Regions from separate parts of the Homo sapiens genome. Here region 1 is linked to region 2. The links are chromatin loops, found by intact Hi-C in ENCODE. Cell type or tissue: GM12878. All regions are shown on one strand. Links, peaks and the distances in the headings refer to the core of each region. The heading gives the core; the rest is flanking DNA. Region 1 has its middle 56 kb from the start of LINC02461. Region 2 has its middle 70 kb from the start of LINC02450.

Region 1 (5,387 bases), core at 79-5,078, 450 kb before region 2:
CTGATATTGTCACTGTTAGGAAATAGAGTGAGCTCCTTCCTTATCATTAGCATTATGTGATTAGAACTGTGTATATTGTGTGTATATTGTAAGTGCCAAACCTTGGAACTAAGGCATAGGTCCTTTGCTAGCTATGTTCTTGCTGGATGGTTTTCTCTCCCAAAGGAAATTATTCTTAGTTGTTCTGAATTTTATTAAATTTCTGGAATCAGACAGAGAATTGACTTGATCTGACAAATAAAGAAAAGGGAAATATTAACTTCTAATCTGACTTCATTTTAGTTTTTTTGCTTTTGTCTGGTTGTATTCTTTATCCTGTATGTCATATTCTCCTCCCTGGTAGAAGATTAGCTTATACTTTTATATATTTGACATTGTTTTTTATGCTAAAGTACTTGAGTTGCTTGAGCTTCTTTTTAGAGGCTTCTTCCAAGCATTTGTGATTCTAGAAAATTGTTCTTTAAAAACGATTTTAAACTACTGGGGAAAAGAGAAAATGTTCTTGGGCTCTCCTTCAGTTTCAATTCTATAAGATAAAGAACATCATGGGAGATCTAAAGAAAGAAATGTGACAGAGCTGATATAATAGCCAAGAAAAATAGGCCTCTCTTTATAAATTCACTAAACTATTACAAATGAGAGTCAGAATTCAAAATTGTATAACCTTAACTCACTATTTCTTCTCTTCTGACTTCCTTAGTCATATATATTTTAAATTCTGATTTTGTATGGATTCTACTTCCCCTTTCTTTGGAATTATTATCTTTTCATTATATGATTCATTTTGAAGAGATCTTTGTTTCTCCCGGGAGCACATTTGTCCTTTAGTGACTGTTTTGATTCTGGTGTTTAGCAGCTTTTTCTTTGAAGATAATTCTCTCTGTCTCTTTCTGTATTTTCTAAGTCATTTTGGAGGCTTTTACTTTTCTTCACTGCTGAGGTTGACATTATGCGAAACTTTAAGTTTCCTCCAAAAAAAATGCCAAGATCAATCACATACACTGTAAACATAAGAAACATTTCTCCTCCTCCTAGGCATCAGCTATAATGTTGATGTCGCTTTAAAATATGTCACACAATGTATGTTGTAGTGGGGCATGGGAACGGTGATGGTGATGGTAAGTTAAGAGGATGGTGAGAAACGAGGGCATTTTTCTAGGTGAATCCGTTAGCATGAGCACACAGAATACTGGCAGTGATTACAAAAGGGCACAACACTAGCTTTGCTGTAAATATATTCAATTAATAATAGAAATATGAACAGCTGGAAACAGATGCCTGAAGGCACAAAAGCATGAGACATATTTGAAGACAGTATTGCATATTTAAAAAGGAAATACTTAAAGTTAATTTTGGTTTATAAATATTCATTAATAATAAGACTATGAACAGCTGGAAACCTTAATTGTCTTTCCCCCCTACATTTTCAATGATTTTTTTGTCTTTTAAAAATATTTTCAATAATTAAATTTGCAAAGTTTTCAGTCATCTGTATTTCTAATGAAGAGAAGTAAAACAAAAATGCCCAATAAACAAACTTTTACAAACCTCAGGAAATCCTTATAGGGAAATATCCTTATATTATGCCATATTTGTTCTACCTCCCTTCATATAGGGATAGGAACTAGGCAGGATTGTGAGTCTTGGGCAGACTGAGAAGTTTTACAATAGACTTTATAGTATGTGTTTATAATTGAACCACGTGCATGTATTAACTATTCAAAAAAAGATGAAAAATTCATTGATATTATACAATATGCAACGCAAAGGAGAGACTGTGTTAAGGAAAGAAAGTTTTAAATCAGTTGTAAATAATAATAAGAGCAAGACTCCTTGGATGAGTCAAAGTGGTTTCCTAAAGGAGCTTGCCTGGGACTTTGTTAGTGCTAGAATCTTCTTGACCATGTTTTCCCCATCTTGGTGGAGTGGCTGTTAGAGCCCAGAATGGAGATGGAGGATGTGAACGAAGCAAGGCCATCCTAGGTTGAGAAAGAAGTGTCCCAGGATCGAGGCTTCTAATAAAAAAGTAAGAGTCTCTGCTCCACAAAACAGAAAGCAGAGCTGTTTTATGTGTTTGTTTTGTTTTACTAAGCTCTGTGATACCTCCTAGAAACTTCTAAACCAGTTAGTTTAGGATGGAACTAGATGAAACCGATTCATTTACAATGATGATGACCCCTGTATTTATTTTCGTGCTCAAGGCCTAGTTAAATCTGGATCACCAGTTACTAACATGATCTGTGGCAGCACAGAGGAGAGAACAAATTAATTGCAGACCTTAATAGGTTTCAGGATCCGAAAAAGTTCAGAAGCAAAGTCTGAAGCTTCTCAAAGAGATTTTAATTTTCTTTGTACAATGAAGATCTCTTTACCAGGAAGGCAGAGATGATTCAGTTGGGGCAATCTGCTTATTTCTATTTGACCAAACAAGGAGTGTGTGTATGTGACGGGGTCTTGTTTTCCTCTTTTTCTTTCAAAAGCTCTTCATTTGCTCCCTTCTATGAAACTTGCATCCAAATCCTGGTGGAGTATCCTTCTTGGAAAGCCATCTCATCTTATGAGTCACTTTTGCAACTACTTGATTTGGACATGGTTTTCTTATTGCAGATGTGTGGGAATCCCTCATCAAGTTTTCCAGCCATGTTCTCCTCAAAGGAGAGCAATGTTATCACCACCAACCCCAAAAGTGAGGAATAATAATTTATATGTACATGCGTATCTTCAGGGCATATTATTGGCTCTCGATAAAAGGCAAATAGTAATGATAAGCCTTGAAGTTTGACTTTAAAAGACAGCAGACTGCAAACTGCGTGAGCCATTTTGAAAACAGATTCAAAAGAAGAAGTTCTGAACTTTCATTTCCCGTCTGTCGGGTTTCTTTGAAGTGGGAGTTAACCCTGACATGAAACAGCTCCAGAAACTGAGTTATGCCCAGTTGTTTTTGGCCTGATAATTTGACCCTCAGTGATGACTCCCACACATAACTGGGTGTCTTTAATGACTCACTTTTCTCCTCTTAGAGATAGGTCTCCAGACATTTGTGCATTTCCCAGTCTCTGTGTTTCAGCCTCTCTGGAAGAACAAAAGAATAGCTTAATTTAACAAATAAAATCAAATGAATTGTCTGCTCCCTCTCTAAATCAAGCCTTTTTTTTTTCCAGCAGAACCTTCCTTACCTTCTTTGTTCTTGTTTGTAGTAGAGCTCTTCTAATTAAAAATCTTCTATTAAATGAAATAAAGAACTCATCTCCTGGGTGGCAAAAAGCTGAAGGAAGATTTTGCATGAATAACCTAGGAGGAGTAATTCGAAGCTGTTTTTCATTTTTATTGAGGGCAGAATAAGAAAAAAAATGATTTTGTTTGTGAAAACCATGGAATTTGGTAAAATGTCTTTAACATGAAGACTGAAATCTATTTTTATGCAGCTTCACTGAGAACTGAGGTACTGGGGTGGGGATGGAGTGCTGATTTGAAAGGAATCCCAAAACTGCCTTTTTAAAATGTTGCCACAAACACTAGCCTCTAAAAATTCTAATTGCCTCCCGCTTGAAAAAGACTAAACTTCAAAAGTATAACATGATCCTTAGAGAGGACTTATCTCCTGTAAATTATTTTAAATTAGGGTCAAAGTGATTTCCTCCTGGAGAACTAAATTACTCCTTTTTGAAATCAATTTTTATTTTCTTCTGCCATTATTAAAGAGTGAATTTTTAATATAAAAAAGTCAATAAATGTAAAGCTTATATATGAAAGTTATATTTCTACTATGTGCACCAGGAGCTCCATCTTCCCATTTCAGTTTAAAATGCATAAAACATATATATAATTTTAAAAAATGTACATAGTTTTCCTTTTTTTTTTTAACAATCATGCTGACTTTATGGAGCTTTTCTTTTTTTATGTGTATGCTTTATTCTATTTGGCATCAGATGAGAAAATATTACTTACATTTTTATAAGTAAAGAAATTCAGTTTCTCAAGACACAGTTTCTATGTAGTCAAATAAACAAAGTCTAGTGGTCCTATAAAATCTCTGCAAATGCTCCAATTCTACAGTGTTCTGTGCCGTTGGCCACTGAGCCTGAATAAATATTTAAAGGATTCTTCTCCCAGATGGACTATTGGATTTAATGTGGCAGTTGTTACATAATTTTATATATTAACATATTGCTATATGTTTATTAATATATAATCTTTGAATGCACACATTTTTTCTCTCATCAATTGATATATTTTATGTTTGTTTCCCCAATAAGATGATAGATCCCTGAGGTCAAAAGGCCATTGCTTATACTTCTTTCTCTTAGAGAATGTGATATAATGTTGAATAGTAGAAATTGAATAAATACAAAATCAGAATACCTCATGCTCAACCCCTGATTCTGCCCCTTGCTACTATTCAGGTTCTTTGACTATTCCTTTAAAATAAGCATGCATATCTATCTCACAGGGTTGATGAGACGATGTGTGTGAAATGGCTTTGTGAACTTTAAAGTTCTATACAAATATTTGGTTGACCCTCAGAGGGTGAGTACTGGTCAGCTGGATGAAAGCTTTGGAGATGGAGAAGAGAGAAAGCCAGACAGCACATGAAAGAGAGGGAAGGGGACCAACTTCAGCTCACAGTCCTTAGTGTTTTCTGGGCAATTCTTTCAGAGCTAAGTCATTCTCTGATGTTCATGCTGCTCCTCTGGCCTCTGCTTGAAATAACATCTCTTTGTCTCCATGGGCCAATGCCATTGGCAGGTTACTGTCGGTCAGTCTCCTCGAAAATTTTCTCCCCAGGAAGTTTTCAGGCTCAATGCTTTGCAACCATGCATGACTCCTTCTTGACTCTTCTCCATCCTCATGCATAAGCAGTGCTGTTGCTCATTGCTCATTTGAGAATTGTTGGAAGCTATTCCTTCCTTTCTGTTCTCATAATCGCCATCTTAGTCCTAGCTCTTGCTCCTTTGTATAGAGAATGGGAGAGACTCCAGAGGACCAGAGATAGGCAAGTGTCCTCCAGATAAGTAGAAAGGTTCAGAAACGATAGTTTGATGACTTTATTTGCAACTCCGCCCCACAGTTTTAGCATTTATTATTAAAAAATTAGTCAGTCACCACCTAAAAGGAGATATGATCTCATTTACTTCCTAACATTACGGGGCTGGCAGTGCGTGAAATGCTGTGAGTACCATGTGTGAACTCAGCATTTGGCAGGACTCATTCTCTCAAACCACATGACTTAAACATCTACTGTGTGTTAGGGGGATATAGAGATATAAATACTGTACATTCTTCATGCGTAATAGGCTCATAGTCTAATGAAAGAGGCAGCTACATAATGTGTAATATGGCACAGATGAATATAATGTAATAAGAACAGTTAAGACTGGGCAGGTGAT
Region 2 (5,387 bases), core at 219-5,218:
ACTTAAAAGTTTCTCATTTTAAGAATGTTTTGCCACCTTTACAGTTACCAGAAATATCAGAAAAATTTGAGATTTTTGACAAAGTGGAGTTAAGTAATCATTGCTCTTCATCTTCGTCAGGCTCCAAGAACTCTGGACCAAATCAAAGTTTATAAGAGATGGAGGAGGAAACAAATTCTGTGTTAAATATTCAGGGTCAACTGTTTTAGGATCACGAATTTTTGAGATCCTAAGAAAAGCACATGTCTTTAATTCCTAATTTCTGGACTACTAGATAATTCATGTCCTTAATTTTTTATGTTTACCTTTTTGGCCATTATATTACAATTTCCCTCAGATAATTGCTAAGCAAAAGGAAAGCAACAAAATGAAAACAAATCTCTGTGATACCTTGTTAGCAGCTCTTGTAAAAGTTTAGTTAAGGAAACTGAAGTTCTCAGATCCAATAAGACTTCTGCATAATCTGAAGATGGTCTGTTTGCATGCTCTCCCAGTCCCTTGTTAATATATCTAATCAAAACCTTTGCCTACATCTCTCCAGTATTTAAAGAACAAAAAAAATTCACAAGGAATTTTAACAGCTGAACTCGCAATCTATTCGTAATGTGTACAACACAATTTAATCTAAAAAAGTTGAATTGTTTTATGGAAAGAGCACTAGATTTCTGAGTCAGTAAAGCCGGGTTGGCAGCCCCACCTCTGCTAGGAACTTGACTCTTGATTTTTCATAAGAGAAGATTCAGGTCAAATTTTCTCCACTTTTCACAACTGTCCCAAGTAGAATGAGACACCATCAACTTCAGCACTCCACAAGCACTGTTCCCCTATCACTGGTCTATAGTAACAGTTCGTAAACATACAGATGCCTCTCTATTCACCTCCAACCCTCATCCTCACCACCACCTTCAGTTTCCTTGAGAGCAAAAGTAAATGATTCATTTTTATCTCCTTAGTGATTTGAATGGTTCTTGACACATAGAAGGCCTTCGACAAATGTTCATTGGATAAATGGATGGCCATGAATTCTCGCCTAGTCTTATCCAGTAAGAAGTCTTTGTTTCTCTCTAAATTTCTCCAGGTATCCCTTCAGGACTTCTTGCCCTATAGACTGTATTCTGGTTATTACCTGGATAACAGGTTTTGGGCTTAGACTAGTAGAAAATGAATGCACTAACTTCAAAACATCACTTTAAGGTAACAAATTTCTCTAGATCATTTAAGATGGGTTCTTAAATGAATTGAGCTGTGATTCTCTCACTCCCCAGCAGAACATATGTTGCAAACATCCACAGTCATCTTTCTCATCCCACACATTCTTCTAGAACCTTGCCACTCCCTGTCAAAAAGTGGAATGGATGTTCTTCCCGTTTGAACCTAGGGAGGGCCTTTGTGACTACTTGGAATAACAGAGTACAGGGCAAATGATGCTATGTGACTTCCAAAGTAGTTTTTAATAGGCAACACAGCTTCCACCTGGCTCTCTGCCAGGACACTTGTTCTTACAACCCAGCCACCATTTTGTGAAGAAGCCCAAGCTACATACAGAAGGCCACGTCGGGAGGGAGCCAAGCCCACATCCCTCAATCCCATCCAAGCTTCCAGCCAATCTCCAGTACACATTTGCCAGACACGTGTGTCACCTTGAAGCAGACCCTCCAGCCTTTAGTTAATCTACCCTAGCTGACACTGCATGGAGCAGAGACAAGCTTTCCTTTCTGAGCTCTGCCCGAATTACAGATTCATGAGCAAAATAAATGATTATTGTTGTTTTAAGCAACTAGGTTTTGTTTTGTTTTGTTTTTGAGATGGAATTTCGCTCTTGTTGCCCAGGCTAGAGTGCAATGACATGATCTCGGCTCACCGCAACCTGCACCTCCTGGGTTCAAGCGATTCTCCTGCCTCAGCTTCCCGAGTAGCTGGTATTACAGGCATGCCCCACCATGCCCAGCTAATTTTGTATTTTTAATAGAGATGGGGTTTTCTCCATGTTGGTCAGGCTGGTCTCGAACTCCTGACCTCAGGTGATCCGCCTGCCTCAGCCTCCCAAAGTGCTGGGATTACAGGTGTGAGCCACTGTGCCCGACCACAACTAGGTTTTGAAGTGTTCTGTTACACAGCAAAAAAAGGTAACTGGAACAGTAAGTTTGATGGTAAGAGCAAACCACAGGGCTAATTTTATTTTTCAAGTGATTCAAAATGAAACTCAAAATCTAAATGCATTCAAACACTTCACATCTTAAAAGTATTTGTGATGATTGAAAAAAAAAAACCTGAGTATAGATTTACTTTTTAATGGAGGCTTTGTTATATAAAAGTTATTCCTGTCTTATTTCCTACTATTTGGGGTCTTAAAGTAGTAAACTTTTTAAAATTTTACAAGTCCTTTATTTCTGGATGCTATTCCTCTTTATTTCTATTTATAAACAAGTCAGTGTTTGCCTGGGTTTTATCTCTTATTTTCTAATACTTTTTAACTTCAGCTACTAATAGCCAATACACACTACTACCATTCTGTTTTCCAACCATCTCCCCTAGAGGTATGGGCTACATGGGCACATTGCCTTCCAAGTTATCACAGACAACGTTTTACCAATTGTCTTGTCACTGCATAACATGCTCCTGTTTTTCCTGTCTCTGACATTCATTTCCTCAAATCCCACCTCTTGCCACCTTCCACCAACCTCTAAGCCAATTTCACACCTTTTAGGTTGTCTTAAGGCAGAACAACACTTTGTGTCACAGAATATAAATTATGATAATGCTACCTACATAATAATACTTTTCAGTGGCTTAACCAGTGGTGTGCTGGTAAAATGACTCTCTGCAATAAAAGCCCTGATGTATAGCACTTGCCAACCTCTGTATTGTAAGTGCTCCAATCACACTGATTCCAAGCTATCAACTTGATGTCAACTGGCTTACACAATTCCTGCAAATTTAACAGTCAGCTCTTGCCAGCCAGTGAAAGCCAGATAGTTAATTTAAGCACACTAGTGAGCTGAACCCAGTGTATAAAATCCAATCAACAGTGGGAGGGTCTGAAAAAGGGAGTTTGCTTCAGAGGGACCCAGGGTGATAAAGGCTCTGGCACATACAACACATGGTTTTCAAGGTCATTTGGTGCCAAAATTTATCCAGCAGACAGGGAGGAAGGATGATGGAGGATCCCCAGGGAGGATTTTATAGGCCAGGCCTGGAAGTGATGTACATAACTTTCAGTCACATTCCATTTGCCAAAATCTAGTTTATGACTACTCCTAACCACAAGGAACGGAGGAATGTAGTCTAGTCGTATGTCCTGGTGCAAAGGGAAACAGGTTTATCTAACACCTGTCCAGTCTCTGCCACTGAACCCCAGACCCAAGTTCCAGCCCATCATGGTATCATGAATATCTTATCAAGTCACTCTGCACGGGTCAGTTTTGAGAAGGAAATGATGGCCATCACGGTATAAAGCAAGGCCTAGTGTTGTCAGGAATTATACAGTAATTGTAGCTGCAAGCACTTAAGCAGGCCCAGCTCTGATTGGCATCTTCTACCAGGTTCATGGTAGAGGTAAGTTGTTCAAGTTAAGTAACAGAACCCTAGTTTCCTTATCTGTTTATATGATCTTGAACACCCAGGATGACAAGAAAAACATTGAACTTAGAATGCAGAGGAAGTTTCATAATGAGTTCAAATCTTTAAAGAGAGACAGCTTCAGTTTTAGCAGTCAGGGATTCCTATCCCAACTTTGTCACTGTCAGCCCTAAGTTCCTTATATGAAAGTTGAATAATTATACCTAATTCACAGAATAATGATGAGTAGGTTGGATAATTACTACAAATTGCTGGCACATAGTAGTTACTCAAGAAATGTTATTCCTTCCCCCCTCCCCACCTAACAAGGGACACATTCAGCTAAATTCTAGTAGGCAAGGTTCATTGCTGGTGCTCCTCCACAGAAATTTTTAGCACCTCTACCACTTGACATGATCTATAGCAGAATCTGAAGCTTCCCTCTCTTCTCTTTTCCCAAGAAAATTTCTCTGGCCTTCTCATCTGAGTCATGCTTTGTTCTCTACTAACCAGGTTAATGTGTTTAGTAAATTTTGAACATTCTGGAGACATTGTTGTTGCCAAAATAATTGGGGGAAGAAAGTCAGAGATGCTAAACATCCTGCAATAGCCAGGAATTAGACACAAGAGAAAAATTACCCTGCCCATCGTATCAATAGTGCCTCCCACTGTAAGGAATTTAATGGTGAAAATTAAAAAAAAAAAAAAAAAAAGCTTTATAGTGGGGAAACGGAAAGAAGGACTCTTCTGAGACACCATACAATGGCCGTTCTTCTGCCCCTTAGTTTTTGACTCACGCATCTCCACTAAGGTGATTCTACAAGAGAGAAAGCCTCGCACTTTTCTCCTCCACCAAGTAGCTGGACTGCACTTCACCCCACCCCCACCCCAGGAGTACTGTGACCACTTTTTCTATGCATCTGACCTCATGATCCAAGTACACAAAATAAACTCTGTGGGAATCATCCCAAGGGTTAAAGCCATTTCTTTCCACTTAAAATGGTGATGACTGACCTGGGAAGCAATAATTAAGTCTGAGTATAGATAAACAATAGGCAAGCTTGCACAACCAAATTCCTCATTGCAATCAGGTCAAAGTTAAAACTAATGACAAGCTGTGTCAAAAATAATGACACATAAAAACCTCTCAGTCAAGTGTGTTTAGTTCACAGATAGTCACTTTTAAGCATAAAACAGGTCTCCTATTCATTTGGATGTCATGAAATGGCAAAGTTGATACTGCTTAATGTAGGAAACTATTAGCTGATGCATATTTAGATTTCTGTTTAAAAACCAGAGTGTTAAATATCTTCCCCTAAAGAGACTTTCAAGTTGATCAAAGATACAGGATTGTCCTAATTCTTTTCAAATGCAGACCATCTTTAAAAAGTTAGAGCAGGAAACGTGTCCACGATTAAATAAAGTTAGATCTCTTATGATGCTTGCAATTTAAGATTTTTATCTTTTTGATGGGACTAATCCCAAAGCATTTTATTACTGGGTGAAGTCCCTTTTTCCATAGCATGGGTTCTGAGTCCAAGACCCAACAGGTCACAATTTTGCCTTTTATAATACACTTATATATGATATATAATATAAAATATAATAATATTTATGGAATAAAACTGCTCCAAGGCTGAGCTGAAAAGCACAGAAGGTGCTCAAGTGCTGCACTCCGCCTGCAATCCTGTGCATTCACAGACACTGGGCATCAGGCCTTCTGGCCCCAAACCAAGGAAGTTGCTTAAGAAAGAGCTGGCCCATTCCTGGGGTCATTTAACCTTCACTCCTCAGACAGAGCTTGTTTAAGCATTTTGCTCCTCAGATCC

What was found. A loop is a pair of places that touch in the nucleus more often than their neighbours do. Peaks named below come from ENCODE experiments on the same cell type or tissue, not always from the same donor. Only the 100,000 strongest peaks of a DNase experiment are listed, where the experiment ranks them.
Region 1: it touches region 2 in a loop (2.3-fold over the local background); 1 of 110 quality-filtered maps calls a loop at or near these places.

Annotation. Positions count from the first base shown.
Region 1 is chr12:43,208,169-43,213,555 of GRCh38, reverse strand. No RefSeq gene overlaps it. Among named protein-coding and RNA genes, the nearest start is that of LINC02461, 56 kb to the right of the region's middle. In GM12878, for the core only: no CTCF peak of the experiment used is centred there; a DNase peak (open chromatin) is centred at 2,925.
Region 2 is chr12:42,759,979-42,765,365 of GRCh38, reverse strand. No RefSeq gene overlaps it. Among named protein-coding and RNA genes, the nearest start is that of LINC02450, 70 kb to the right of the region's middle. RefSeq lists a silencer at 2,114-2,203. In GM12878, for the core only: no CTCF peak of the experiment used is centred there; a DNase peak (open chromatin) is centred at 2,135.